Regions from separate parts of the Homo sapiens genome. Here regions 2, 3, 4, 5, 6 and 7 are each linked to region 1. Evidence: chromatin loops called from intact Hi-C (ENCODE). Cell type or tissue: HCT116. All regions are shown on one strand.

Region 1 (4,000 bases):
AGATGCCCTTTATTTCCCTGGACTCCAGTGAAAGATGCAGAATAGAACCAGAGAAGCCAGCCATGGGTTGGCTTGAAAAGGCTGAGCTGGGAGAGCAGAGGCGGCTCGACTGACAAAACCCAAATGTGGACACGCATGGGTCACTGGCTAGGGGTGTTGATTGTGGAGAGCCATCCAGTCACGAAATCCATCTCGACAGTGTGTGCTGATCAATCATGACCTTGTAGCGGCAACATTTATCAGCCTGGAAGCCATGAACTTTGGTTTGCTCATTTTACTTGAACCTGACGCTACCCTTGGGGACCAATGCCACACATTCACTGTAGGATTGATGCAGAGGACACCCCAAAAGGGAAATAGGAGACTGAGTTTCCTTTGTTAAAGGGGATTATAGCCACTACGCCTGTTTAACTCTTTCCTCCCCTGGCCCTGGAACCCATCCAGCTGGGGTGGGTGTGGGTATGGGGGCTGCAGTTGGCCCTAAGCTAAACCTAACACTTTGATAACTTACATACTCAGCAAAGTAATGGCAGTTCCAGCTAGAACAGCCTGGAACGTCTCTCCATGCTGGGATTGGAGGGAAAAGTTCATTTTGGCTAATTTCAACTTTTCCACCATTAAATCTGCACCTGCAATGTCAGGGGTCACCAAATAATAAAAAGTGGCATCTTTGAAACTGCTCAGTCACGTGAAAAGGGCTGTAATTGAGTAGATTCATTCTCTGAAGCCCCATCAGAGACACACAGCTCAGGGCTGGGGGAGGGGGAGAGGTTCAGGACAGGGAGGCAGGGCCAGGAGCAAGCCAGGCTCTGGGAGGGACCCGGGAGCAATGGCAGCTTCTGATGTGGTCCCTTGCTTTTGAAATCTGAGACTAAAAATAAATAAAGATCCCACACATTCACTCCATACACACCCACATACCCACGCTGGCCTCTAGCCTTTGTGAGCAGTTTGACCTGATAAATGCGCTTGGCTGGCATCAAATAGTTCTGCTTTGACCGATCCCATTTAAATATGTGAATTAGTCATGAAGCAGGACACAGCTTGGTGAGCTTGCTAAATTGTTGGACTCTATTGAAGGAGAAGGGAGAAAAAAAGAGAAAGCCATTCAGCGTTCTCAATTAGATGGAGAGGTAAGGGCATCCCAGCCTCAGGCCACCTCTCCTCACTCACTCCCCAAGCCTGGTCTCAAGTGCAGCAGTAAAAGCCTCCCTAGGCCATGAGGCAAAGGTCACCTGGTACCATTTGGGATTATTGTTGCCAGCCTCATGGAATACAGCACCTGTGGCCTTCCATGGCACAGATTGTCTGGGCTGTCTTAGGAGGCCAGTGAGTTTCCAGGGAGGCAAGGGCCCGCTGGCACTGGGATCAATGGACATCCTATGCCTGGGCTGGCGGGGACTCCAGGTTGATGCCACCATGGGAAAGGCTAACCTGGAGCTTCTGTAGGAATAGTTCTTAACCCCAATGCCCACCACACCCTGCCCAGGAGAGAAAGGAGGAGGAAGGAAGAGAGATTGGTGAGCTCCTGGGTAACTCACTCCTCTCTAAGTACAGTCCCCTTTGCCTAGAGAATGAGACTCACAGGAAGAGTGAAGGAGGGCACCAGCAGCAGGGTCACGATGGAAGTGGCCCTCAGTGCCAGCCCAGTCTTAGCAGGAAGGAAAAACCAATCCCCAGTGTCGTGAGTTCCTTAGAAATGCCCCTGCTATGCACACATACCCAGGTCCCACCTTCACCCGCCCCGATTCCATGCTGCAAAAGAAACGTGCCTCTGAGCTTCAGCTGCTTTGTGGGATTGGGGTTGGGTGGCAGCTGGCTCCAGACGGGAAAACTGTTAAACGCCTGCTGTTTGAAAGTTCCCCTTCTTAGCTCAAGGCATTCTGCACACCCTTCTACCATGAATAGTTGCTCAAATCAGGTACTTCCTACTGCAGGTTTTGATGGAGCCAGCCCCAGCCATTCACTTTGTTAGGAAAGGATGACTAAAGAGCAGAGCCGTTAGGGGGAGCGCGTCCACTTGCTTGGTTTGCAGCATGAGATCAATGAGCCAGGAGCTCAGGATAAAATAAAGTGTCAATGTCTTTGTCTCCTTGAGGGGAAGCTTTAGGACAGAGTGCCAGGCAGGGGTGAGTGGGCCGAGGAAAGCCCAGCTCTGGGCTCCACGGACGGCACGAGGAGGTTCCCTCTCTGCAGGCGTTGGCAGTTACACCCTGGGTGTGCAGGCTCCCAGCGTCTCCTCGGAGAACTCAGGAAACTCACCAAGGCGTTCGCTGAATAGGAGTCCGGCTTTGAAACTGTGAAGTCGCAGCGCCCCCTGCCTGTGCGTGGCCGCCATAGCTAGGAAGCCTTCCCAAGTCGGGAGGACCCTCCCCAAGGAGCTCCGGAGGCTCCCCCAAAGCCGGGAGAACCTCGCACAGGCATCCAAGAGCAGCTCTGCTCCCATGGGGACCTGGAACTTATTTGGAACTCAGCAGTCCCTGCTCTTTCTTCCCTTCCTGCTCCCCCACCTACCTAAAATCCCAGGAGCTAGCAAAGGACAAAGGCTCTCCCCAGAGCTTCTGCCACACAGGGGTGCTGATGGGTGGGCTGCAGGTGGGCCTGAGCCCCTGCCCCCCTTAGCTCCGGCTGATTCTGTTTGTCGCCGACCTCAGCTGACTGGATGCTGTCATGGTGGCATGGCGATTATTATAGGCATCTCGGTTATATTACATTACGGTCTTCTCACTTTATTGAGATCATCTCAATTACTGCTCAAAGATTAGTGCAAGCTGCCATGACTCATATGCATCCGGTGTTTACTCTTACTTCATGGCCCTAGTAGTGCTGTATTGATGCCAAAGCGTGAGAGACTGTCACTTGATTACGATTTCCAAAGGCTACTGTAATGAATCTGGCCCAATTCCTGACTTGGCTTGGACAAGCCTCCTCCCTCCTCCACCCACTATCCCATTCCTAGGTTCCATTTTCACTTTAGTTCTTCTACCAGAGTTAGATGCATGTTTTCCTTAATCTTTACATTTAAAAATAAAATTAAAATGCAAAGTCGTCACATGAAAACACACTTCTCAATTTTCTTTTTTTAAATATCCCAAACATCAAAACAGTACTACTCAATAAACACCCTCATCAAGTGCTATGAATACACCAGTTGGCATCAGATGCGTCTCCCTAGACAGCAACGTTTCTGTGTCCACGGATCAACAGTCCACTTATGACAGAGCTTCCGATTCAGGCAGGCCCTGGCAGGCTAATTTCACCTCCATAATTTTATATGCAAGTTAATGCTACTCCCTGAAACTGCTCTTCCCTGAGTTCTGCCTGTCAGGGATGGAGATGGAGAAGCTATCCATAACACTTCTCTCCTCCTTAGCCCCACAGGCAACATGCCAGCCTGTCCTCCACTCTGCCTTCAAAGCATGCTCTGCGGCTGGCGACTTCCTGCCACTTGGACTGCTACCACCAGGAACCAATTTCCCATCTATCTTCAGCTCCAAGGCTCCTACCCTCACCCTGCCTCCCTCCTGTCACACCAGCCAGAAGGATCCTTGCAAACCCCACCTCAGATCATGTCAATTACTAAAAATAAATTCAGGGGCTCTCCACTGCACTCTGTAATTTGACTCAAAATTATTAGCTTGGCCCTCCAGGGTTCACCTAATCCGCCCTCTGCCTAATTCTCCAACCTTCTTTGGGGTTTCTGCTCTCCCCATTCCTGATGATCCAGCCACATGCCTCTCCTGGAATTTATGCCACCTTCCCATCTCAGAGTCATGGTTCAGCGTTTTTCACTGGTTTATTCTTATTTATCCTGCAGGCTCAGCTTTAATGTTCCTCCTGTGAGCTCACAACCTATATTATTCTTTCTCATTGCAACATGTTCTTTGCATTTACATGCAACCATTTGTGTATCTATTGTGTATGATCCCTCGGGGGCTGATACATTTTGGGACAGGAAGGAAAGCATCCTTTTGTATGAGATGTATCCCCAGTACCAAGC
Region 2 (4,000 bases), 290 kb before region 1:
GCCCCCTATTCTCTTCCATTGGTCTATATGTCTATCTTCATGTCAGTACCACAGCTTTGATGACTAGCTATGTAGCAAGTTTGAAATCAGGAAGAATGAGACCCTCAGCTTTGTTCTGGGCCCCTTTAAATTCCATATGAATTTTAGGATGGATATTTCTATTTCTGCAGAAAACATGGTTGGGATTGTGATATTGTACTGAGTCTGTCTTGGGTAGTATTAATCTTAACAATACGAAGTCTTTCAATCTATGAACAGAAAATGTCTTTCCGTTTATTTATGTCTTTTTTAAGTTCCTTCAGCAATATCCTGTAGTTTTCAGTGTACATGTCTTTCATCTCTTTGTTCAAGTTTATTCCTAAATATTTTATTCTTTATAATGCTATTGTAAATGAAATTATTTTAACTTCCTTTTGGGATTGTTCATTGTTAGTGTTTAGAAATGCAACTAGTTTTTGTGTGCTGATTTTGTATCCTGTAACTTTGCTGAATTCAACATAATTTTAATTGCTTTTTAGGTTTTATTCTTATAAATTGAAATGGGGACCCCAGCCAGAGAACACTCTGGACCACACAATCTTTTGTCCTCAACCTCCATATCCCAGTCTCCCCATAGTCCAAAGATTCCCTTACCCTGCACTGCCAGAGGGTTAAAGGGTCAGTTCTAGGCAGCTCCTTTGTCAGGATTGCTGGCCTCCAAAGCCCCACCTCGCTAATTCTGTTTCTTCATTGTCAAATAAGGAGGTCCATCTCTGTCCTCTCAGGTCTTCTGCAGCACTGGATACCATGTGTTAGCTCACGTACCTGAGTTCAGTTTTCATGAGAGTTCATGATGACTGAGGTATGGTTAATCATTTGTTAAATAGTTAGATTTTTATTCCAGAGAAACACCTACTCTACAGAGCGCATATGAAACAGGTTTGCATTGCATGAATTATTTTCCCATTTGAAACCCAGAATCTCACTCAAATGGCTTTCCAACCCATATTGTACTGAAGTATCCTGTTCGTTCCATTAACTATTCACAGAGTCAACTGGGGAACCGTTGTTATTAATTTCAATGGAAGGCTAAAATGCAGTTCATTTTCTGTAATTGCAGGCCCACGGTCTAAAGAGCCAGCAAAAGCTTTTAATCTGAGGCTTTTTTAGAGGAGTATGATCATTATTACATTGAACATCTTTTGAAGGTGCGTAATTATCAAAACCTCAATAACATTGACATTCAAAGAGCCCTATACCATAGAAGCGAAACTCACATGCAGGGAGCAGGACAAATTGCGGTCTGAGTTACCCAGGGATAGAGAAATGGCCACGGGGAAGGTCGACAATGTTTGCACATCTTGCTTTGCTATTTTATTCCAACTGTGAGGCTCTTCATGCCACATGGGAAGGGGACAGACGCACTCCCTTCATATATGTAAGTTGTTTGTGGCCTCAGATATCCAACCCTTCCTGCTGCAGCTTCCCTGACCTCCTGCACCGGGAGCCACCGGCTGCAAACAGGCTGCAAACACCGGGGAGCTGCAAGCGAGGGCGGCCAGTCCATCGAGCCAGCAGAGGGCGCTGAAACGCGGCCCAGTGAACTAGGGACGTCCAGGGCCAGCGCTGACCACTGGTGGTGCCCGAGCTCCCAGGGCTCTGATGCCCGGCTGCTCCAGTCCGCAGAGAAAACTAACCGGACACTCCACTGCTACTTTCTTCCCGATGCTCATGAGTCTCACCTTTGGTGAGGGCTGTCACCCTTTAGCCACAGTTCTGTGAGAGAACCACCTCCTTTTCCCCCATAGGAGGAAGGACAGCGGCAGAGGAGGCCAGGGGAGTGGCTCACGCAGTGACAAGTGACTGCAAGGCCACCCCCACCACACTTCCCACAGGTGGCACCACATGTGCACTTCTGCTCAAAACTGAAGCGGGGTGACAGCACACTGCTTGGCATGGGGACAGAGACAAAGGAGGCAGGCACCGGGGACAGGGTGTCAGCATGTATGTGCATATATATATATGTGTATGTGTGTGTGTATATATATACACACACACACACATATATACACACCCTGTATATATATATATATACACACACCCTGTATATATATATATATATATACACACCCTGTATATATATATACACACACACACATATATATACACACACACATACATATACATACACACACAGACATACATACATATACACATACATACATACATATGTATGTGTATATATATTTTTAGTTAAAATCCAGATCGATGATGCTGGCACCATCACGTACTCCAAATGTCAAAGCCACACGTTATGAGGTTGGTGAGATAGGCCACCCACCCTCACATACTCATTCATCTTCAGCATGTTGCCACTTACTATATTTTGTGTGCACCCGGATAAGTGGATTTAAGGATTTCATTATTCAGTGTTAACTAAATTAATTTGGAAAAAATGTATATGTAGCTTTAAAAATATGGTTGCAAAGAATCTGTAGGTTGGCAACATTAGTAACGGGAGCACAAGTGAACTCAAAGGAAACAGCAGAGCTCTCGCATCTCTTACTCCTAGGAAGGCCCCTTTATCAGCCAGTCCGCAGGAGAAGCAATGATGAGCTCAGCAGATCTGACAGTCTTAGGCCAACCAGAATTTTTTTTAGAAAAGCAAACAAATCTGTCATTTCAAGCAAAAGATGCTGCCACAATAAGTGAGAATGTAATTGTTCCTTTTTTGCCCCCTGGGAGTGGTGGTGAAATAAAAGAAAGAAAATGGGAAATCCTATCTATAAGACCAAGTAAAAATAATCATGCATCGGGCATAGCTCTTACCATGAAGTGGCAGCAGACACATCAGAACCGTGGCAGATCACAGACTCTTTCCAAGTGGCAGGGATTGTCCAGGGAGCGGCTGAGTCAGCAGCAGGGCCTGTCCCACCTGGGCACTATTTCCTTCTTTCCTTTACTGCCACCTCATGTCAGATGGTGACAAGAGGATCATGACAAACAAGAGTCAAAGGTCAGATCAGAAGTCAGAGTCAAAGGCAGGGTCAGAGTGCAGATTTCTGACTCCCTGACCAGTGCTCACAAAGGAATCAAGCCCGCATCTAGTGTGGGCCCTGGCGTGGCCTTGGTGTTAAACACAGGAGAGAGCATAGCATGGTGGGCTCTAAACCCAGAAATCAGACTCCCCCGACAACTTCCAGCTCTGAGACCCAACCTCTCTGTGCCTGTCCTCTCTGACTGTAGAACTGGGAAAGTTAATGAAACTTGCTTTGGAAGCTTGTCGTGAGAAATGAATGGATAAACACATGTGAACGATGCTTGGTGCATACTCAACTTTTAACAAATGTTAGCTGTTGTAATCTTATTTTACCACTGAAGCTGAAGAAACTTTTTTCAGGTTGAGATACTGCATTCCTGGAGTCCTTCAGATCTTTTACCAAATTCCAATATCAAGTTCTCAACTTCCACAGTCTCTGAATCCTGAAGTACACTTGAGAATTTCTGCCAAGATATGCACCTTCAGAGCCAAGAGCAGCAATTAAGAGACCAGTGAAGTTCTCCTGTTTAGACACTACAACGGAAAATTTGAAAGCAAATATCTCAGACAACAAGGATGGCTGAAATACAGTACAAACCAAGAATGCTAATCATTTTCAAAGTCAAAAAGTAAATTGGGACACCGATTTAGCACAGCTTGCAACCTTGCAAAATTCCTGCTCCACAGAACTGTAACTGCTGGCCTCTCCAAAGGTCGGGCAGAATGCACTTTATTTACATTTCATCCAAGCTTGCTACTTTACAATGTGGACTTCCCAAAGGGCAGGGCTGTCTTACTTATTTCTGTGTTTGTTGAATGAATGTTGAACATGGCAGTCTACAGCCATACCACCCTGAACGTGCTCAATCTTGTCTGAACGTTGAACGTGGCAGAGTGCTCCTCATGGGGAAAGAAAATGCGAGAAGAGGTGGGACGCAATTATTTCCTTGTTTTCAGGATGGGCAGTGTGATCAGGATACT
Region 3 (4,000 bases), 840 kb before region 1:
AAGCAGAATGCAGCCAACTGAAAATTCCTGGAGCCAGTTTTCTCAGAGATCCACATTAAACCAGAAGCTACGTCACTGGAGTCTGGGAGGATCTCAGGTTCTGAGCAGAGCTTTCTCGCCCCCTCCTGCTGCTAATGAGGGTCAAGGTGCTTCCTGAAAGTGAGGCCCCTCTGGGGAACTTGACTGCCATCAAGGTAGAAAACCCTGGAACTGGAAGGCAGCCACATGCTGGCTGATGCGGAGATTATTGTCATTTAAAAAGTGATGACTGTGAGAAAAAAAATTATAATTGATTTAAAAATAAAGGACTAGAATGAGATCTCTTGATAACTCTCCCCCTCCCCACCTCCCATTCACCCAAACTTGAGCCCAGCCCTCATGCATATGGGATCAGCCCAACTGGCCTTCTAATAGAGTTCAGCTTCCAGGGTGTGCCGGTCACTTTGCCCCGTGCTCCCAGCAAATGGTCAGGCAGTGATGCTTTTTGGTGAGGATGATAACTTTGGGTTTTGGTTTTTTCTTTTTTTAATTTTTGGTGTAATTTATACATAATAAAGTGCATAAACCTTAAGAGAATGTTACTATCTGCACACATCAGTGTGACCAGCAACCGGGTCACAATAAAGGCATTTCCAGTCCCCTAGGGGCCCCGTTATGCTCTCTCCCTGTGCCCAGTCAACCACATCCTGCCACTTGACTGGAAGACGTAGCACCATTCTGACTCCTACCTCCATGGGTTTGTGCTGCCTGGTTTTGAACTTTATACGAATGGAATCACACACCAGTTACTCTTATGCGTCTCGCCTTTCCCACTGCACTTTGTCTGCGACAGTCATCCATAATGGTGTGTGAAGCTATGACTTATTCTCTTCCTTGACGGCTGACGTGTTTTAATGGTGAGGGCTGGTCCTCGTGTGGCCTCAGTCTTCTTGTCCTGTTCCCCCAACTCCTTCTCCATTCAAATCAGCATGTGAACTTGCCCTCACTCTGTGATTTGCTAAAGATGGGAATGTTGGTTCCACTCATCCATGTTGCTCTGGAGAAAATCAGTATGCCCACCCTCCCTACGCACTGACGGTTCCTCCCACTACCCAAAGGCTCTGGTGAGGATCCCGTTTAAAATAAGGCTTGGCCACCCCTCCAGGAATGTGAGACATTGCCACAGGCTCCTGGAAGCCTTTTTGGAAATGCCCTCCCTGAAGGGGTTTCATCAATGGCAAGAAACCAAATTGGCTCTAGAGTCTGATGGAAATATTGTATTCGGGCCTTAGATGGTGTCAAGACTATGCTCTGTTCTGGGCTGGTAACCAGCATGGAGAAATGCCACCATTGGACTTTGGCTAGGAAATGAGTTCAAGAGATAATAAAGTGCAAAAACAAAAAGTGAAAAGATGTATTTTTTTTAAACATTTATTTATTCATTTATCTGTAGAGATAAGTTCTCCCTATATTGCCCAGGCTGGTCACAAACTCCTGGACCCAAGCAATCCTCCCACCTCGGCCTCCCAAAGTGCTGGGATTACAGGCATGAACCATATGCCCAGCCATATATATTTTTTTTTTTGAGATAGAGTCTGGCTCTGTCACCCAGGCTGGAATCCAGTGACTCAATCTCAGCTCACTGCAGCCTCCACTCCCAGGCTGAAGCCATCCTCCAGTAGCTGGGAGTACAGGTGTATGCCACTACACCCAGCTAATTTTTTTTTGTATTTTTCATAGTGATGGGTTTTGCCACATTGCCCAGGCTGGTCTTGAATTCCTGAGCTCAAGTGACCCACCCACCTCAGCCTCCCAAAATGCTGGAATTACAGGCGTGAGCCACTGCACCCAACTGAAAAGATGTTTCACAGGCTGAAAAGGAAGGACAGTGGTAAGTAAGGAGAAGAGAGGAGAGGGTGAGTCTTCCTAGTTGTCAGAAGCTAAGGAAGGGAATGCTTAGACATAAGAGTAGAGTGGTACGGTCAGGGGAGAATCGCAACTTCTAGTATTAAAAACAATTGTGGGCACTGTGGGTGTGCAAGTTAGAAAACATGTAACGAACATGTAGCTACCAGTCTGGCCAGTAGATGTCAGGCTAAGACAACCTATTCTCTGTGAGCACCACCGCCCAGCTGATGAACAGCCTCTCTGAGCCAAAATTCAATAAGAAACGTGGGACTCAGAGAAGGTGTGGCAGCATTGTCAAATTAGGCAAATCTCTGCTGTTACTCCAACAGTCTAATGAGCAAAAAGTCCTGTAGGAATCACAGCTCTTTTTCTCAACTTTTTTCTTTTTCTCTCTTAACTCCTGGCTATACTTAGATAGATAATAGAACTCAAGAAAGACAGGCTTATTTTCTGATTTCCAGTTATTTATTTCAATATAGATACTTCTTTCTGCTAAGTTAGAAAAATTGCATAGCTTGGGATGTGATGCGTTTGAGACTTTTTAATTTTTAAAAAAATTTTTCTTTTTTTTTTTAAGACAGAGTCTTGCTCTGTCACCCAGGCTGGAGTGCAGTGGTACAGTCTTGGCTCACTGCAACCTCCGCCTCCCGGGTTCAAGCGATTCTCCTGCCCCAGCCTTCCAAGTAGCTGGGATTATAGGCATCCGCCACCATGCACAGCTAATTTTTGTATTTTTAGTAGAGACAGGGTTTCGCTATGTTGGCCGGGCTGGTCTCGAACTCCTGACCTCAGGTGATCCGCCCACCTCGGCCTCCCAAAATGCTGGGATTACAGGCATGAGCCACCATGCCTGGCCACTTTTGAGGCTTTTGGCAATGAGAGATACCCAAACTCACAGAGGCATTGTCTTCACTGTATTATCAGAAAATATTTATTGAGGCTCTATACTCAGGTCTGTGGCTTGGTGTTGGAAAGTACAAAGTGCCCCTGATTCACGGTCTCTGCCTTCTAGCTATGAATTCCCTATTCATCTATAATTTCCTTGAGCACCAAGACCAAACCTTACAGACTCCTGAATGGATGTCTGCATATAGGTCTCCTGCATGGATGACTGTGCTTGGCACATAGAAGAATTTCAACAAATACCTGCTGCTTCTGTTGTCTTCCACATGTACCAGCAAGCTAACATGTAGGGGATACCACTCAAAATCTGACAGTACACAATTAACTGCTAAATGGGCAGTTGAGACACCAAAGCGTTTTAGGTTTTTTTTCTCCATTTTCCCCGGCTCCTTGCACAGCGAGGACCAGGATCATGTGATCTGTATTTCTTTTGCTGTCATCATTGCTAGAGACCACATACTGAGCATGTCCTTGTGCCTGGCCCTGGGAGAAGTGTGGTGTGCATTCTCTCTTAATTTTCACAACTCCAAGAGGCAGGTATTACAATTATTCCCATTTTACAGATTAAAAACCTGAGGCTTAAAGAGGTTCAATTTGCTCACAGTTACAGCACATTGAGTCTGTCTAGTAACTAAGGTGATGGCAGCAGGAATTGTCTAGCAAGGCATAAGACACAGGGGTCAGTGATGGTTGGTGGCCTAAGCCCCTCACCCAGCACCATATATTTTCAATGAAGATCATGGACCTGTCTATGTTTTCAATGAAGAGCCCGTGTGGTTTGAAAGTGCACCAACTGCAAAAAGCAGACTGCATCCTGGAGGGGCAAGTCCCCACGTATAACTTGCCCAAGAGCCTGGATGTGTGGACTCACTCTTGGCATGGCCGTGAAAAGCAGTCATCCACTTCTTAATTGATTGTACACTGGTTCCATCTCAAGGATTCCCAGAGAGGATTAAGAAAAAGGATGTTATTCAACCAAAACGCTGATCAAATTAAATATTCAGATCTCAGATATGTCAGTTAAGATCTCAGCTCAAGGCTGAAATATTTATAAGGAAGATCCTTTCCTCTTTTCCTCTTCAAATCTCACATGTCTGTACTCAGTCCACCTCCCGCTTCCAACCCCTTTTCCTCTCTTCCTTCACACTTTGCCTCTTCAGAGCAAATACACTTAGCAAACCCGTGGATGTCCCTAACAAGTCCAGGGACA
Region 4 (4,000 bases), 460 kb before region 1:
TCTCTATCATAAAACACTGGAAACATAATGTTCATTCTTGTCCTAATGAGATTTTCATCTTGGGAAAACATTCTTTTCTGCAGGGGAAGATACTGTTTTGAAATTGCATTTCAGTTACTTACTTACACATCTGGTACTCCCTCCTATTGTATGGAAGTGCCAGTTTCTCTCATAAAAAATACCTCATGTTCTAGAATGATACCTGCACAGGTAAGATGCTCAACTCATGTCTTTCCTCCTCTTCCTGCAGACACACAGCAGGGTGTCCCATTCAAACCTAACCTTGTTCTTGCCTCAGGGGTCCTCCTTGGAATGCTCACTCTGCACCCAAGCTGGCTTTTCAGAGTCATTCAGAGCCACTCTAAGGGATCCCTTTTCACTGGGCCCTCTCAACTATAAAATCATCACCAGACATTTCATCTCCCTTGTAACAGCTACACTCATCAGTGTAGCTGATTTCTCGTCTCCTTATTTCTCATCTGCCTCTCCCAGCTACCATGCATGCATCATTAACATTCCATGTTTGTTCTCTGCTTTCTTGGCAACAAATAGTGCCTGCACCTCGGAGGCACTCAGTACTTATTTGTTGAATGAATCAACTAATTCCATCTTTAAGAACTGGGTTCCGGCCAGGCGCAGTGGCTCACTCCTATAACCCCAGCACTTTGGGAAGCTGAGGCGGGTGGATCACCGGAGGTCAGGAGTTCGAGACCAGACTGGGCAACAGAGTGAAACCCCATCTGTACTAAAAATACGAAAATTATCTGGACTTGGTGACGGGCACCTGTAGTCCCAGCTACTTGGGAGACTGAGGCAGGAGAATCGCTTGAACCCAGGAGACGGAAGTTGCAGTGAGCCGAAATCATGCTACTGCACTCCAGCCTGGGCGACTGAGACCGTGTCAAAAAAAAAAAAAAAAAAAAAAGAAGAAGAAGAACTGGGTTCCTCTGCCAGCACAGCTGCCCATCCCATCGTGTGCTGGACCAGGGACCAGGGAATGAGAGGAATGACAAAGATGCCTGTGTCCCCCTTTAAGCCGTTATTTTGCAGGAAGCAGTGAGATGGTTGAACATATAGATTGGCATGTTTTCGAGGTGCTCACTGACTTTATTATTTGGCTCACTGAGCAGCTGTCCAATGAGGCTGGGTTTAGATTGTTTTGGGAAGAGATTCATATCCTTCTCCAATTACCTTTTCCAAGTTAGTCAGCCATTGCTGGTCGGTTCCCTCCACTATGAAGTTGTGTGTGTGTTTGTGTGCTCGCACCCTGCCCCCATAACCCAGGTGCGGGCTGAGGAGAGGAAGCATGTTTTATTTATTATTTTTATTTATTTATTTCTGAAATTCAGTTTTTTTTTTTTTGAGAGGGAGTCTCGCTCTATCACCCAGGCTGGAGTGCAGTGGTGCGAACTCGGCTCACTGCAACCTCCGCCTCTGGGTTCAAGTGATTCTCCTGCCTGAGCTTCTGGGACTACAGGCACCCGCCACCACGCCCAACTAATTTTTGTATTTCTAGTAGAGACAGGGTTTCACCGTGTTGGCCAGGCTGGTCTTGAACTCCCGACCTCAAGTGATCCGCCCTCCTCGGCCTCTCAAAGTGCTGGGATTACAGGTGTGAGCCATCTCGTCCGGCCTCTGTCGTGTGTGTGTGTGTGTGTGTGTGTGTGTGTGTGTGTGTGTGTGTGTGTGTGTGTGTAGAGAAGGGGTCTTGCTATGTTACCCAGGCTGGAGTGCAGTGGCCCGATCATAGCTTCCTGCAACCTCGATCAACCTCGATCTCCTGGGCTCAAGCGACCCTAGAGGAAGGGCGTTTCAGTATGGGCACTTCTTAGGAAATCTTCGCTGCTTTGGAGACTAAAAGAGCCCAAAGGCAGGTAGGTGAGCCGCGGATACAAGCCTCCCTGTCTCCCTGTTGTTGCATACAGGTCTCACAGGAAACTAAGTGAGGAGTAGGGAGGGCAGTGGGTTAGGAACAGCGATGGCCAGCAGATGGCGCCAGGCCCCAAGGCATGACCCGCTGGCCGCAGGCGCGCCTAGGAGTGGCCGCGAAGCTAGTCCCCAAACAAAGCTGGAGCCAATGCGCTCTCTGGGGTCCTTCACATCCTGCTACTCAACGACCTGAAGGTAATCAGCTACTTCCTGGCTCTGGGGCTTCACCTTTTAATGAGCCTGGTTAGCCGGTTTTGTTTTCTTTTGGGGGACGTGCGTGTGGTTTGTGACCCCTTTTTCCGTTGGCTCTCAGAGTCCAGAGCTCCCCGGGGTCCGCCCTGACCCGTGGCTCCGCCTCGCCTCGCTCCCGCGCCCAGAGCGGCGCTCACAGGTCGGTCGCTGCCTGCACAGAGGTCTGTCCTGGACCTCTTAGGTTGGACTGTCCCCTCTCTCCCTGTCGCCGCTGCTGTTTGGGGACTTGGACGCCCCTCTGCAGAGGCGGGGGGCCTTGCCTCCGGCCCCATCTGACATCTTCCTTGAAGAATCGCTGCCTCACCTAGATGTCCTTTGGGTGGCGCAGTTCGTTGGCCTTCTAGGAAGGCTGGTTGCCAAGAGCAGGGCTTTTGCTCAGGGCCCCGGTGGCTGACGATTGTGTCCTGCGTGGGATAATCGAAAGTGTGCACAAGTCACTCACTGATCAGACGTCCCAGGGAGACCGAGGGGTGGGTGCAGCTTGATGGAACCTCTTCTCCAGGCCAGCAGAGGGAGGGAAGGCAGGCCTGCCCCACCACGCCTGTCCCCAAGAACCCCGTCTTAAGCCAGCTCATAAATCTCCCATCACTCCTTCCGTGTGTCCTGGCTTCCCTCCTCAGCTCGGAGCAGTGGACATTTCCACCTGCAAGGTGAACTGTGCCCTACTGTGCCAACCGACAGGGATCAGGGGAAGGTGGACAGAGGGGCTGCACCTCTGTCCTTTACCCCCGCCATCCCCCACCAACCCCAGGTCAGATCTCCATTCCCACAATAAACTGTACCTAGCGGGGTGCAGGTGTGGTTTAAGGACATTCTCCTGGCCAGAGCCAGTGGCCTGCAGTGTGGTCTTCCCTAGATGTCCTCGCTGCAGGCATGAGGCCATGCCAGGTGGCCAGGCTAGGCTCTCAGGGGTGGTCCTGCTGTCTATGATGTGTGGGGAGCAGGCCTGGAGGAACTAAAGAGATGCAGGGACAAACATTTCCCAAAGGCCTGATGACATTTACTGGATTCAGCTGCCTTCATAAGCCTGCGTTTCTAGCTTTCAGTGTTTCTGGGGTTAACTTTAAAACAAAATCAAACCAAAAAAGGTTGTTATTATATACTGTGATTGTCCACAACTCTTAAACACAGGCCAGTGACAGTTTAATGCACTCCCACATCTGCTCAGGATCATAGAATTCTCTACATTTAAGAGTCGGGGGGCCGGGCATGGTGCCTCACGCCTGTAATCTCAGCACTTTGGGAGGCCGAGGCGAGTGGATCACCTGAGTTCAGGAGTTGGAGACCAGCCTGGCCAACATGGTGAAACCCTATCTCTTCTAAAAATACAAAAATTAGCTGGGCGTGGTGGCATGCGCCTGTAATCCCAGCTACTCTGGAGGCTGAGGCAGGAGAATAGCTTGAACCCAGGAGGCAGAGGTTGCAGTGAGCTGAGATTGCGTCATTGTACTCCAGCCCGGACTACAAGAGTGAAACTCAGTCTCAAAAAAAAAAAAAAAAAAAAAAAAAAAAGAAGGGTGAGGCAGTGGGGCAGAATTCCTAGGCCTCCTGGTAGAGCAGGGTGGCTTTGAGCCTGTAGGAAAGTTCGCTTTTCTGACTCAGTCTACTTTAAAGTGGCCTCTGAGGGACAGAGACCCTGATAGGATCTGGTTGTCTTGCAGAAAGGGGCAGTGAAGTCACTGACTTATTTTGTGGATGAATGCTGTTGCTGGATGTCCTAGCAGATATATTCCTCATTCTCCACTCAGCTTTCTTCAGCTCTCTCCTCCTGCCCATGTTAGCCCTACCCACTTCCATTCACAAATCCACCTTATGGATG
Region 5 (4,000 bases), 450 kb before region 1:
GCTTTGCAAACCACACTCAAGCTCTCCTAGACACCGAGCAGCTGCTCCTCTGACGTCCCCACCGGAGCCCTTGTTTGCATTGTATGTTGTCAGCAAACAGACCGCCTTGAACAAGCCACTTGGGAGCGCTCCTCACCCGGGACCGGAGCAGCAGGCACATGGAAAACTCTTCCAGCTTTTCCTTAACAGACGGCTACCTTGCTTCATCATTTCAAAAAATGACAGCAAGAAATAAAGCACTCATACAAACACGTAAAAAGAGGTCATGGAGAGTGGAAAGAACAGTAATATACCCACCAAGGAGCAGCCTCTTAGCCCTTGCTCTCCCAGAACATGTCTTTCTCGGTAGGAAGAAGTTTAGCAGAGGATTATGGAGATGGTCTCAGCAACAAGACTGCCTGGATTTCCATCCTAGTTCCTGCCCCAGGTGGCTTAACCTCTCTGCAGTTCCGTTTCTTCACCTGTAAAATAGGGATAAGAATTCTGTTGGAAGAATTAAATAAGCTAAGAAGTATGGAGTACTTGGAACAAGGTCTGGTACACGATAGACTCTCTCTAAATAGTAGAATTTATTTGTCTTTCTGCTGTCTAAAAGCACTGAGTGATGAGGTTGTTGGCATTGGTGGTGGTGTGTTATTTCCAGAGTAAGGTCCTTCCAGGCAGGACATCAGCAGGGTGAAATGCTTGTCAGTACCTCTACTTCACAGATGTAGCAGAGACTTTGGCTGGAACAGGAAGACAGTTTCTGACGGAGAGAGGCTGAGGAGCGCTAACAGCTGGCTGCCCCAGGCCTCTGGCTCTGCGCTCACTTCTGTTGTATTTATCCCAGTTGAATTTACCCCATCCTTCCCCATCACATCCCAGGGACCATTTCCAGACCAGCAAGACAGTATGTGTCTGTATATCCCACCGTTCCTATATTTGTGCAGCTCAGAGGGTTTCCTCATACATTCTCTTGTTCCATCTTGCAGGTACCAGGTGGATACTTGAGTGCTAAGCTGGTTGTCCTTGGGCCCTTCATGCCAGGCTCCCAGAGGCCCTGCACTCTGAACATCAGGCAATGCCTCTCTATGATACATAGCTTTAATCAGCAGCAAAATAAAATGGGGCTCATTGAATAAGGCTTACAAAGATGATGAGCTCCTGCCTGGGTTTGCACTGCCTGCTGTGCGGACGAGCCGCATCTGTGGACTCCTCCTTAGTCAGACCAAGCTGCCATCTTTACCTTGGCTCCAAAGGTGACCTATGAGCTGCCACACCTACTCTAGGAATGCCCAGCAAAGTCCTGACTTGGCAACAGGGACCAGGGATAGAGACTTTGACACATCTCCGGTGACTCTTCTGGAAAGGAGTGGAAGATCTGCCGGTGAGCAATAGAAGCGTCACACCCCGGTTCCCAAACCCAGCCCTAGACATTCTGGTGCCAAGAGGTGTCACTTCCTGGCAAAGGTGAAGGGAGGGTCAGTTTCTCCCTGCTGTTCCTGATTCCATCAGCTCTTGACCCACAGAGCAAACATGTGCCCAGCCTCTGCAGCGACAACCAGGTGTTCTCCTGGACTCACCCTGGCCCAGATCCGCTCGGTGGAGTTGGCATCTGCTGTGAGCCTCCCATTTGATTTGACGGTTTCCATTTAGTAGGTATTTGTAGATGCAGCCAGTCCTTTGAAGAATTATTATGCTCATAAAGTGCAGAGAAAATGGTATAGCCCTGCCTACTTCTCAGTTTTCTGAGGCTCAGGAATCAGCACGTTGTTTTCCTGATTTCGCTCTAGGCTTTCTTCACTCCCGTAATGAGCAGTAGGGGTCACTGTGTAGCCACAGAACGCCTCCACGAGGCTCCAGAAATCTAACTCCACCTACCTCTGGGCTGGACCAGAACACTTGGATGAAACGGCCACGTCACCACATCTTCACAAAGTCAGGGGACACATTTAGCAGGATCTTTTCTGATTGAAATGATCAATGGCTATTTCTATGTTGCTGAAGTGAAAATGAATATAGTGGTTTGGGTTGGAATCACTATGTTGATATAATACATATATAGTGATATAAATGACTATATTGATATAAATGATATTGCCACCAACTCGTTATGCTCCTGAATTTCCTCAATTAGTTTGAAAATTGGTCCATTTTCCCCAAATAAGCTTAGAATACAGTTTTGTTTTGTTTTAGACAGAGTCTTGCTCTGTTGCACAAGCTGGAGTGCAGTGGTGCAATCTTGGCTCACTGCAACCTCTGCCTCCCGGGTTCAAGCGATTCTCCTGCCTCAGCCTCCCAAGTAGCTGGGATTATAGGCATATGCCACCACATCCGGCTAATTTTTATTTTTCGGAGAGATGGAGTTTCACCATGTTGGCCAGCCTGGATACGAACAGAATATACAGTTTTAATTGCATGTGTGTATATGTTTAGATACTGATAAGCAAACATTGTGTTAAAAACCAAGTATCGCATTATTCTGTTTTTTAAGACCTAGATTTATGGAAGATAAACATTAGAAAACAATATTCAGCAGTCTTGTTTCTAGTTTTAACATTGACCTAATGTGAAACAGAAGAAAATTTGGGATCAATAATAACACCACTTTGGTACCAACCACAGAACAAAAAAAGTTGAAAAAAAAAAAACAACCCACACCCTCAAAAGATAACAATGTAGTATGTACGAAAAAAGTGAGTAGAAATAAAATAAAATCAGATACTATGTGGGAAAGGGCTTTGTTGTCCATACATTGCCATAGTTGGCCCAGGCAAGGATAGTGGCAATTGAAACACTTTCTAAGATGCACAGCCCTGCAAGTCAGCTTTTGGCTGATTTCCTGGGTATTTAACTTGGAATTGGACAACGGCCCTGGCTGCTCCTCACAACCCCTACCACCTCTGTCCACCAGGGGGCTTCACTCTTTTCCGCTTGGATTCTCTTTACATCCTCCACCGGTCCCCAACTCCACTCACCCATCCCCCAGTAGATTCCCTCCACTCTCCCCATTTCCCTTCTTGTTTCCCACCTGGTCTACGATCTAGCCATTAAGGCTTCGGGGAGAAACATAGGAAAATCAGCACAGCCCACCAACTCCACTGCCTTGAAACTGCTTCTGCGTCTGTCGGCCCGCCTGCTTTCCACAGTACGGCAAATCCTGGGCGTTCAACAAATATTGTGGACCACCACTACACTAGAACCACCAAAGAAATATGATCAAGGCTGCACAAAGTAGTGCACTGAGGATCCACTGCTAATGAATTTGGAAAAATTAAAAGTCACAGGCCGGGCGCGGTGGCTCAAGGCTGGGCGCAGTGGCTCACGCCTATAGTCCCAGCACTTTGGGAGGCTGAAGCGGGTGGATCATGAGGTCAGGAGTTCGAGACCAGCCTGGGTAATTTGGTGAAACCCTGTCTCTACTAAAAATACAAAAATTAGCTGAGCGTGGTGGCACGTGCCTGTAGTCCCAGCTGCTTGGGAGGCTGAGGCAGGAGAATTGCTTGAACCCGGGAGATCGCAGTGAGCTGAGATGGAGCCACTGCGCTCCAGCCTGGTTGACAGAGCATGACTCTGTCTCAAAAAACAAAACAAACAAACAAAAAAACCACACACATTTAAACCGTTTTCTAGTGTCCAGTTCTGTAGTATTAGGTAGATTCCCACTGTTGTGCGACCATCACTACTAACCATTTCCAGGTCTCTGTTCACCCTGTGGAATGGAAACTCTGTAGCCATGGAACAACTCCCCATTCTGCAGTCCCTGGCAACCACCATTCTACTTTCTGTCCCTATGAATGTAACTACTCTAAGTCTTAAATGAGCCAAACTCATTAGCAGTCAATCCTCAATGCACTGCTTCATGCAGCTTTGATCATATTTCTTTGGTGGCCCCAGTGTAGTGGCGGTCCACAATATTTGTTGAATGCCCGGGATTTGCCACGCTGTGCCCGGCAGTCAGGTTGACAGATGCAGAAGCAGTTTCAATGCAGTGGAGTTGGTGGGCTATGCTGATTTTGCT
Region 6 (4,000 bases), 340 kb before region 1:
GATCGTTTCTGGTAAACCCACGGCTAAAGAAACCACAGAGGGAGGGAAGGAATGTCCTGGTTTCTCCCTTCCTTCCTCTCGTCTTCTACCAGCACCTCCCATGCCAAACCCAGCTGGCAGCAGCTGCCCCTGAATCCCACTGTGATACCAAGCAGGGCAGGGGAAGGAGGAGTAACAGGTCTGAGGGCAGGGAAGCTACAGACTGGACACCACCTATCATTGGGTCAAAGAGCCTGGGAGCTGCCAGCTTGTCCCTTTCCCTCCCACCCTACTCCCCTGCCTGTTAGCAGGATGCACTTGAATCATGCCAGGTAATTTTTTCCTAGTCTATATCATCTTTGTGCCAGATCACAAAGATGAAAATATTACATTAGTTAAAAACGACCTCGTAGTCATTTTCATAAATGAGGGAACTGAAGTTTCAGAATGGCAGTCCCTCTCAGCCCTTGCTTCCAAGTTCCACCAAACTGAGAACAACTTCAGGGGCCAGAGAGGATCAGCTTTATAACTGAAGCTCATATGAAAACTAGTCTGCCCCTGGGCAAGGTAGGGGCTTTCTTCTCCCTTTCCCAAAGTCACCAACTGAAAGTCCTGAATGTCAGCAGGCCGAGAAGCAGGAAGGGGAAATCCTCTAACTCAGGAGGGGCGTCCCCAAGAGCATATAGACCCAAGGAATAGGAGAGGAGGGCTGGGGCTGGAGTTGCTTTTTGGGCACAGTGATCTTACCTCTGCCACTGTGGTCCAATAGACAGAAGGTCTTGCTAATTAGATTACTATCTCTCCCTTGTAGGGGACTGCTATGCTTTGAATGTCCATCCCATCCAAAATTCATGTTGAAATTTAATCCTCAAAGGGGCAGTATTGAGAGGTGGGGCCTTCACGAGATGACTGGATCATGAGAGGGCTCTACCCTCATGAATGGATTAATCTATTCGTGGACTAGTGAATTAATGAGTTATGATAATAGGACTGACTGCTTTACAGGAAGTGGAAGAGAGACCTGAACTAGCATGTGAGCTTGCTCAGCCCCTCACATGTGATGCCCTGCACTGCCTGGGGATTCTGCAGAGAATCCCCACCAGCAGGAAGGCCCTCACCAGATGCAGCCCCTCGACCTTGACCTTCTAAACCTTCATGACTGTAAAAAAGAAATTTTTTTTCTTTATAAATTACCCAGCTTCAGGTATTCTGTTATAAGCAACAGAAAACAGATTAGGACAAGGAGTGAAAAAAGAGGTGAGGCATCCAAAGCTCCCTTTATATTTCCCTGAGTGGTACAAATGTACATAGAAGATCCTATTTTATGAGCCAAGGCAGGAATTAAAGAAATGAAACAGGAGGGAGGCCTCCTCCCACCCACACCTCCACCCTCAACTGTGAAGATAACTTGGGGCATTTGGGGGCTCCCTCAGCATTGAAGTTGTAGTCATGATAGAAAAAAAGGCTACCTGGGGCAAACGGAGTAGGACAAAATAAACCCACCCATACCTGACAACGAGAGATAAACAGATGAGAGATAATCTGTTTATCTCTCATAAACCTCATTTAGCCTCATGTTTACATTTATTTCCAGTTCCTCAGATGGTCCTATTTTTGATAGGTAAATGTAATACAAAGGGATCATACATATGTATAGTTTTAAATTCTGCTTTAAAAAATAACATTATGTTATATATTGTATATTAGTAAGTATTATTCTAAAACATTATATTGGTAGGTTTATAGCAGGTCATCGAATGGCTGCTCAAAATTTAAATGTAGATTGTAAGACTTGCTCTACACAGTGTAAAAATATGGTCATACCTCTGCTATTAAAGCCGCAATTACTTTTGCACCAACTTGTCTTTTTGTTTCCTGTTTTGTTTTGTTTTTGAGACAGAGTCTTGCCCTGTCGCCCTGGCTGGGGTGCAGTGGCACGACCTTGGGTCACTGCAACCACCACCTCCCAGGTTCAAGCAATTCTCCTACCTCAGCCTCCTGAGTGGCTGGGACTACAGGCATGCACCGCCACGCTCGGCTAGTTTTTTGTATTTTTAGTAGAAACGGGGTTTCCCCATGTTGGCCAGGCTGGTCTCGAACTCCTGACCTCAAGGGATCCATCCACCTCAGCCTCCCAAAGTGCTGGGATTACAGGCGTGACTCCACCGTGCCCAGCCTATATTCTTTTGAAATTAATTGCTGAAGCTTCCCAGGCCCTTTGAGCGGAAAGTCCAACTTGTCCCTCTCAAAATTCCCTGCATTTCACCCAAGTTGTCCAAGAATGCTGGATCCTTCCTCAGCCCGGAGAGGACTCTAGGTAACAGGCTAGCAAAATGACAGCCGGGGCTCCAGCCTGCAGTTCCCGGTGGTTGCCACGTGGTGTCAGTGTTGAAGAGTAGTCCTGTACCCTGCAGCCGGCAATGACCATCCATCCTGGGATGTCCCTCCGCGTCTAGCCCCTTGTCGTTTACATTTCCATGCTCAGACATTGCCCTCTAAGACACAGCCACTAGGCAAGGCTTTTACGGGTCGGAGGTACTTCCAAGGTCAGCCATATACTTAATGCTCTGGAATCAATTCCACTACCAATTCTTTGGCCCTTGTGAAATTGGGACATGAAACTTGAATCTCCTTCCTGCAGGATAACTATTTCAACGTCTTGTTCACTTCCCTCTTACTAGATTTGAGTCCCCCTTTTGTACGTTTCTAATTTCAAATCAGACCTTTCTAATTTCAAATTTGAGAAAGTGGTGATTAGACTGCTGGCCCCTTTAGAAAACCCTGAGCTTCTCAGGGAAATCAGCCCACTTCTTCCCCAGCCAACAGCTCTGCAAATCAAGGACTATGTCAGATTTTGCTAAGCCATTCAGGGAAACAAAATGTTTTATGGTTTTTTGTTTTTGTTTTTGTTTTTAAATGGGTGCCTCCTTGTCCTCTGTTTATAAGAGACCACTGACACAATTCTTTATAGATCGAAGATCTGTTTCAGTGTGATTATCTATACCTGTGTTAAAATTTCTTTGTAAATAAAAATCTCATCCTCTATGTACCCCATGACCTGGTAGTTGTTCTATTGCTGGACTTCAAGTTGTTACTATGTTTTAAAAGTCATAATAATAAATAATGCTGACTTTTGGCTTAAAGATGTCAAATTGTCATGTGTTTATTTCCACTCCCTCCTGGTATCTTACTGAAATATATGACAACAACAAAAAAGTAAACAATGGGGGAAATCTCTGGCAGAGAGAGATAGTGGGAAAACATACCATTGATAGAGAAGAAACATGGAGACGTTCTGATGTAATAATAATGGCTATGTGGGTTTACTGTGCACCCAGCCTTGCTCAATGCCTTTACATGCATGCATTATCTCACCAAAGAATATGAGATAGGTGGAAGCTCCAAGCAAATGGAACTGGATTGCTGGGCACATGATACGGTTTGGCTCTGTGTCCCCGCCCAAATCTCATCTAGAATTGTAATCCGGACGTGTAGAGGGAGGGACCTGTAATCCCCATGTGTGGAGGTAGGGAGGTGATTAGATCATAGGGCGGTTTCCCCATGCTGTGCTCCAGATAGTGAGTTCTCACAGGTCTGATGGTTTTATAAGGGGTTCTTCCCCTTTCACTTTCTCTTCTTTCTTCTGCTGCCTTGTGAAGAGTGTGCTTGCTTCCCCTTCCGCCATGATTATAAGTTTCCCAAGGCCTTGCCAGCTTGCAGAACTGTGAGTCAATTAAACCTCTTTCCTTTATAAATTGCCCAGTCTCAGGGAAGTTCTTTATAGCAGTGTGAAAACGGACTAATACAGCACATCAAGCAACACTACTGTTTCTCCTTTTTCACACAGGAAAAGAAGAGGAGGGCTCCTCTGAGACCTCATTGGATGCATTTCCCAGCTTAGCCCAAGTGTGGGCTGCTCATGGGGTGTTGTGAGGGTGCGGGGATGGTTTGAAGGGCAAACGTGTCAGTGCGCTTCCGGGACCCCTCTCCAAGCCAGGCACCCAAACGCAGGACCGGGGAC
Region 7 (4,000 bases), 420 kb before region 1:
GCAAATGGCCCCCTGACTTCCTCCTGCTGTTGGGCACTGTGCTGAGGTGAGTGCTGCAGGGCTCATGGTCATCAAGTCCCCCCAGTGGGACAAATACTGCATATCTTGTGAGAACCACTGGATTACTAAGATGTTAGCAGCCCCATGGACTTCCCGGAGCCTGTCCCTCGTCAGGAAATGTGCCATCTAACGCATGCACATCAGTTCACAGTGATGCACAGTAAAACCGAAAGCCAAGGGTCTGATTAACTGGCATCACTGAAGGCTCTGGTTTTATTCCCATCCTGGGTGACCTGGGAGCATCCTTCAGATTGTGCATCTAGGGTATGATGGGTTTATTTGTTCATCACCGTCTTCCTCGGGTGTAGAGCAGGGTCTGGCATGGAGCAGGCGTTCCGTATTTGCTGAGCGAACACACAGATCGTATGACCTGCTCTACACCTGTTGCTTGCTGCCTTCACGTCACTTACGGTCTCACTGGGGAGATGTGAGTGTTACACGTGAGACCATGAGACAGCAGGAAAAGACTAGCAGAGCCAGGAGCTAAAACATGGGCAAGGCCAGCAGGTCCCGGCAGGAAGTCTGCGGGCTCTGAGGCCCTCGTGGGCACAGGGCTGAGGTTGGGCAGGCGCCTCCGCGTCTGCTGGGCAAAGATCAGGTTGGCGCCGGGGTGGGAGGCTGGACAGGTGTGGAGGAGCAGGAAACACATTCCAGGTTTCCCTAAGGAAATGGGAAAAACCAGTTGTTTTAAAAATTGAACTGAATTCTTTCTTTTTTTCTTTTTTTTTTTTTTTTTGAGATGGAGTCTTGCTCTGTCACCAAGGCTGGAGTGCTGTGGTGTGATCTCGGCTCACTGCAACCTCCACCCGCTGGAAAAATTGAACTGAATTCTGTCTTAACCAACTTCCAGGGCATGGCCAAAGTCATCTGTAGCAGAGTATCCCCATGGACTGGGTTTGGGACTGTAACTTAGTGCCTGGAAACATTGGTACCAAGCTGAGGCTCTTATGGTTCCATTGTTCGTGGTCTTGAGACTTGGCCTTCATAAACACAGCTCAGCAAAGGCGTCGTTATTGGGCAGGCCACTGCAAACTTGCCCAAATCTGTGGAAGCACCTGGTGAATCCCGAGCACTCTCTAAGCAGAGTGAGAAGAACCCTGAAGCCACATTTTTGAAGTGTCTCTTATGAGCGTTGAAGATGGGGGCATCTGCTGAGCTTATGCAGGAGGCTGTTTGCTTATTTGAGGGCTGAAGTTTGTATGAAGACTGGCGGTGCGTGTGTATCACCAGTCGTAGCCGAAGCAACTTGGGGAGGCTTTTCACGGTTGTTCAAGCTGTTTATAACAGCTGTGTATCCACAGGTGACACTAGTGCTTGGAGCAGCAGAGGAGCCATGCTTGGGCAGCAGCTGCTTTGTAATCCATGCACTGAAATTCTGTCCCCTGTGCTGGGTGGGGATGCTCTCTGTGGTGTCATTGAACTCAGTGTGTGTTGTTGCTGTTTGCAATGTGCTCAATGGCTCAGATGCAATGATGGATGCTTCCAGGAGAGGCAACATGAGTCCTTGAATCATACAAATTCATATTCCACAGCCTCATGAAGTCATCTCTGCTGAATCAGGTTTCTCCCTGACATGGAGGGTGTGGCCACACAGCATCTGACAGCATGGAGAGAGCAATCAGACTAATTTCTTATTATGTTCTAACAATATAAAAAATCCAAACTGCATAATTGAGGCAAATAATAAATCTTTCTGGACCATGATTACCCAATTTGACTGTTTACTTTAATCAAATCACAAAATAATGATCGAATTTGGATTTAATTATGTGCCTATAAAGATAACCAAGAAGCAAATGTAAGTAACTGTCAGTCAAAGTCTTCTCAGACAATAGCTCGCATTACAACACGCCAATTACATTTTTATCAGGTAGTTAAGTTAATTACCTGTGGTAAATGTGTTAGTGGGACAAGTGTAGATTGCTGTAAACATTTGCTGACCACTTTAAAATGCTGCTGGACCATATGGGAGGATTCAAGGGTACAATAGCATGCAGATGTATTTACACCTGCTAATGCCATATAAAATCCAATAAAGTGTTCATGGTGAAACCTGTGTGTCTTTTTTTCCACCACAAGATGGCTCTGTGGTGGTTTCTTCTCAGAAACCACATGGGTGGCAGGACAAATTCATGGTTGTGAAGTAGCACACACACTCTGGGCAATGGTGTTGTGGAAACTGGACATTTGGTTTGAACCAGTGACTTCAGCCTCCCTTCCTTGCTGAGAGAAACCTCTCCTTCCCACCCTCTCCCCCAAGCACCCGGTGCCTTTGGCTTCCCTCTGTCGGAGGCTAAAACAGCATCTGGGCTGGCCATGGTGGTTCACACCTGTAATCTCAGCACTTTGGGAGGTGGGCGGATCACCTGAGGTCAGGAGTTCAAGATCAGCCTGGCCAATGTGGCGAAATCCCGTCTCTACTAAAAATACAGAAATTAGCCAGGCGTGGTGGCACGTGTCTGTAATCCCAGCTACTCAAGAGACTGAGGCAGGAGAATCACTTGAATCCAGGAGGCGGAGGTTGCAGTGAGCCGCGATCACACCCCTGCACTCCAGCCGGGTGACAGAGTGAGACCCTGTCTCTCAAACAAAATAAAACAAAACCAACGACAAAAAAAACCCACCAGCATCTGGATCCTTCTGTGTTGGCAGGGACTTTGCCTATTTCGTTCATCACTGTCTTCCCAGTGCTTACAGCAGTGCCTGAAACTGCGCTTAGAAATTTGGGGTGTGCCAGTGGAGGCTGCAGTACCCATGGGAGTCAGTGTCAATTCCAGGTTGTATCCACCTCCATTTCAGGGTGCACTGCCTGAAATTCATTCCCTGCATGGAAGGGTGGTCAAGCTTTATATAATTTTAATATACAACTTCTTTCATTTGTCTATTTATATTAAGATAATTCCTTTCCAAAGTCCCCAACCCTGTGTAGTTCAAAACTTACTTTCAGTTGGGAATAAGTCAGCCTTATTCACATTTCTTCACCTACCATTCCCAGGCAGTACTGATTGCTGTCAGTTCTTTTTCTCAGGAAGTCTGTGGACTTATCTCAGCCTCTTCAAAATATTTTCTTTTTCTGCCAACCTAAAGCTTTCCACAACAGTTTTACTGCACTTGACTGTTTGCAGTGCCTAGTATGTGTTAACTTATTCAATTCTCCCCATGGCTTCTTGCCTCTGCTCAATCAGTTACCATTCAATTTTTGCTTTCCAGCATCCAAAAATGTTGTTGCTACAGTCTCTTGTCTCTGGTTCATTTGTCCTTCTGGGGTAATATGCTTTTTTGAAAAAGGACCTCACCATTACTTATTTGAGGGTTCAGAGGAAGCACAAGTAAATGCTTATATTCAATCCAACATCTTTTATAAGGAGCCCAAAGTGAGCCCTTTGCATGTAGTGTCATTGACTCATCACAATAATCCTGCACTGTTATTATCCTCATTTCCCAGATGAGGAAACTGAGGTACTGAAAAGTTGAATAACTTGCCAAGACCCCACCGTCAGGAAGTGGGACAGAACTAGAATCCAATTCCAGGCAGTCTGACTCCAGCATTTATCATTTTTTCTCTAGAAGAGGGGAGGTGCTAGAAATAGAAAACTGACTGAAGGTCTGTTTAAGAAGTAGTTAGACCCCTAAGCACACTGCACACACATGCATGCATGCATACATACACACAGAGACACACACTCTGTACGGATTTTCTTCTATTTACCATGTTAGTGAGGGGGGATCTTCTGCCCTAAACAGTGTAAGGTGGCTGAACACATGACACCCAGCACTGGGCTGATGAGATGACAACAGTTCATCAGTCACACATACTCAAACAGCCAGGGGAGGAGGACGCCACACACTGTGCAGGGCCACACAGCGGCGGCACTGGATGAACCAGTAGGGGCTGTGAGAGGAGGCTTTGTAGTAACAGGAGGATGAGGTGCTCCCTGGT

Evidence for each region. Peaks named below come from ENCODE experiments on the same cell type or tissue, not always from the same donor. Only the 100,000 strongest peaks of a DNase experiment are listed, where the experiment ranks them.
Region 2: it touches region 1 in a loop (8-fold over the local background); 99 of 110 quality-filtered maps call a loop at or near these places.
Region 3: it touches region 1 in a loop (4-fold over the local background); 44 of 110 quality-filtered maps call a loop at or near these places.
Region 4: it touches region 1 in a loop (10-fold over the local background); 103 of 110 quality-filtered maps call a loop at or near these places.
Region 5: a loop joins it to region 1, with 6 times the contacts of the local background. A loop is called at or near these places in 107 of 110 quality-filtered maps.
Region 6: a loop joins it to region 1, with 4 times the contacts of the local background. A loop is called at or near these places in 11 of 110 quality-filtered maps.
Region 7: it touches region 1 in a loop (8-fold over the local background); 21 of 110 quality-filtered maps call a loop at or near these places.

The regions. Positions count from the first base shown.
Region 1 is chr13:27,824,455-27,828,454 of GRCh38, forward strand. The region is part of intron 3 of PLUT (PDX1 associated lncRNA, upregulator of transcription); the gene reads right to left. Among named protein-coding and RNA genes, the nearest start is that of GSX1, 34 kb to the left of the region's middle. RefSeq lists an enhancer at 2,410-2,909. In HCT116, a CTCF peak has its summit at 2,326; a DNase peak (open chromatin) is centred at 2,277; H3K4me3 peaks cover 923 bases; H3K27ac peaks cover 292 bases.
Region 2 is chr13:27,531,711-27,535,710 of GRCh38, forward strand. No RefSeq gene overlaps it. Among named protein-coding and RNA genes, the nearest start is that of MTIF3, 83 kb to the left of the region's middle. RefSeq lists enhancers at 1,297-1,797, 1,798-2,298, 3,861-4,000. In HCT116, a CTCF peak has its summit at 1,559 (motif pointing right); a DNase peak (open chromatin) is centred at 1,571; H3K4me3 peaks cover 617 bases.
Region 3 is chr13:26,983,409-26,987,408 of GRCh38, forward strand. No RefSeq gene overlaps it. Among named protein-coding and RNA genes, the nearest start is that of USP12-AS1, 140 kb to the right of the region's middle. In HCT116, a CTCF peak has its summit at 2,059 (motif pointing right); a DNase peak (open chromatin) is centred at 2,083.
Region 4 is chr13:27,360,166-27,364,165 of GRCh38, forward strand. No RefSeq gene overlaps it. Among named protein-coding and RNA genes, the nearest start is that of GTF3A, 62 kb to the right of the region's middle. RefSeq lists an enhancer at 2,189-2,690. In HCT116, a CTCF peak has its summit at 1,980 (motif pointing right); a DNase peak (open chromatin) is centred at 1,976; H3K4me3 peaks cover 1,078 bases.
Region 5 is chr13:27,373,023-27,377,022 of GRCh38, forward strand. LOC105370126 (a long non-coding RNA gene) reads right to left here and starts at 1,762. Exons shown (of 5, transcript XR_941783.4): 1 at 1,563-1,762; 2 at 298-461. RefSeq lists an enhancer at 677-1,876. In HCT116, CTCF peaks have their summits at 1,799 (motif pointing right) and 2,897 (motif pointing right); DNase peaks (open chromatin) are centred at 1,849 and 2,899.
Region 6 is chr13:27,479,603-27,483,602 of GRCh38, forward strand. No RefSeq gene overlaps it. Among named protein-coding and RNA genes, the nearest start is that of MTIF3, 31 kb to the left of the region's middle. RefSeq lists an enhancer at 3,490-3,689. In HCT116, a CTCF peak has its summit at 2,344; a DNase peak (open chromatin) is centred at 2,369.
Region 7 is chr13:27,404,336-27,408,335 of GRCh38, forward strand. LOC124903138 (a long non-coding RNA gene) reads left to right here. Exons shown (of 2, transcript XR_007063733.1): 1 at 1-46; 2 at 800-2,112. Among named protein-coding and RNA genes, the nearest start is that of GTF3A, 18 kb to the right of the region's middle. RefSeq lists an enhancer at 1-87. In HCT116, a CTCF peak has its summit at 2,125 (motif pointing right); a DNase peak (open chromatin) is centred at 2,146.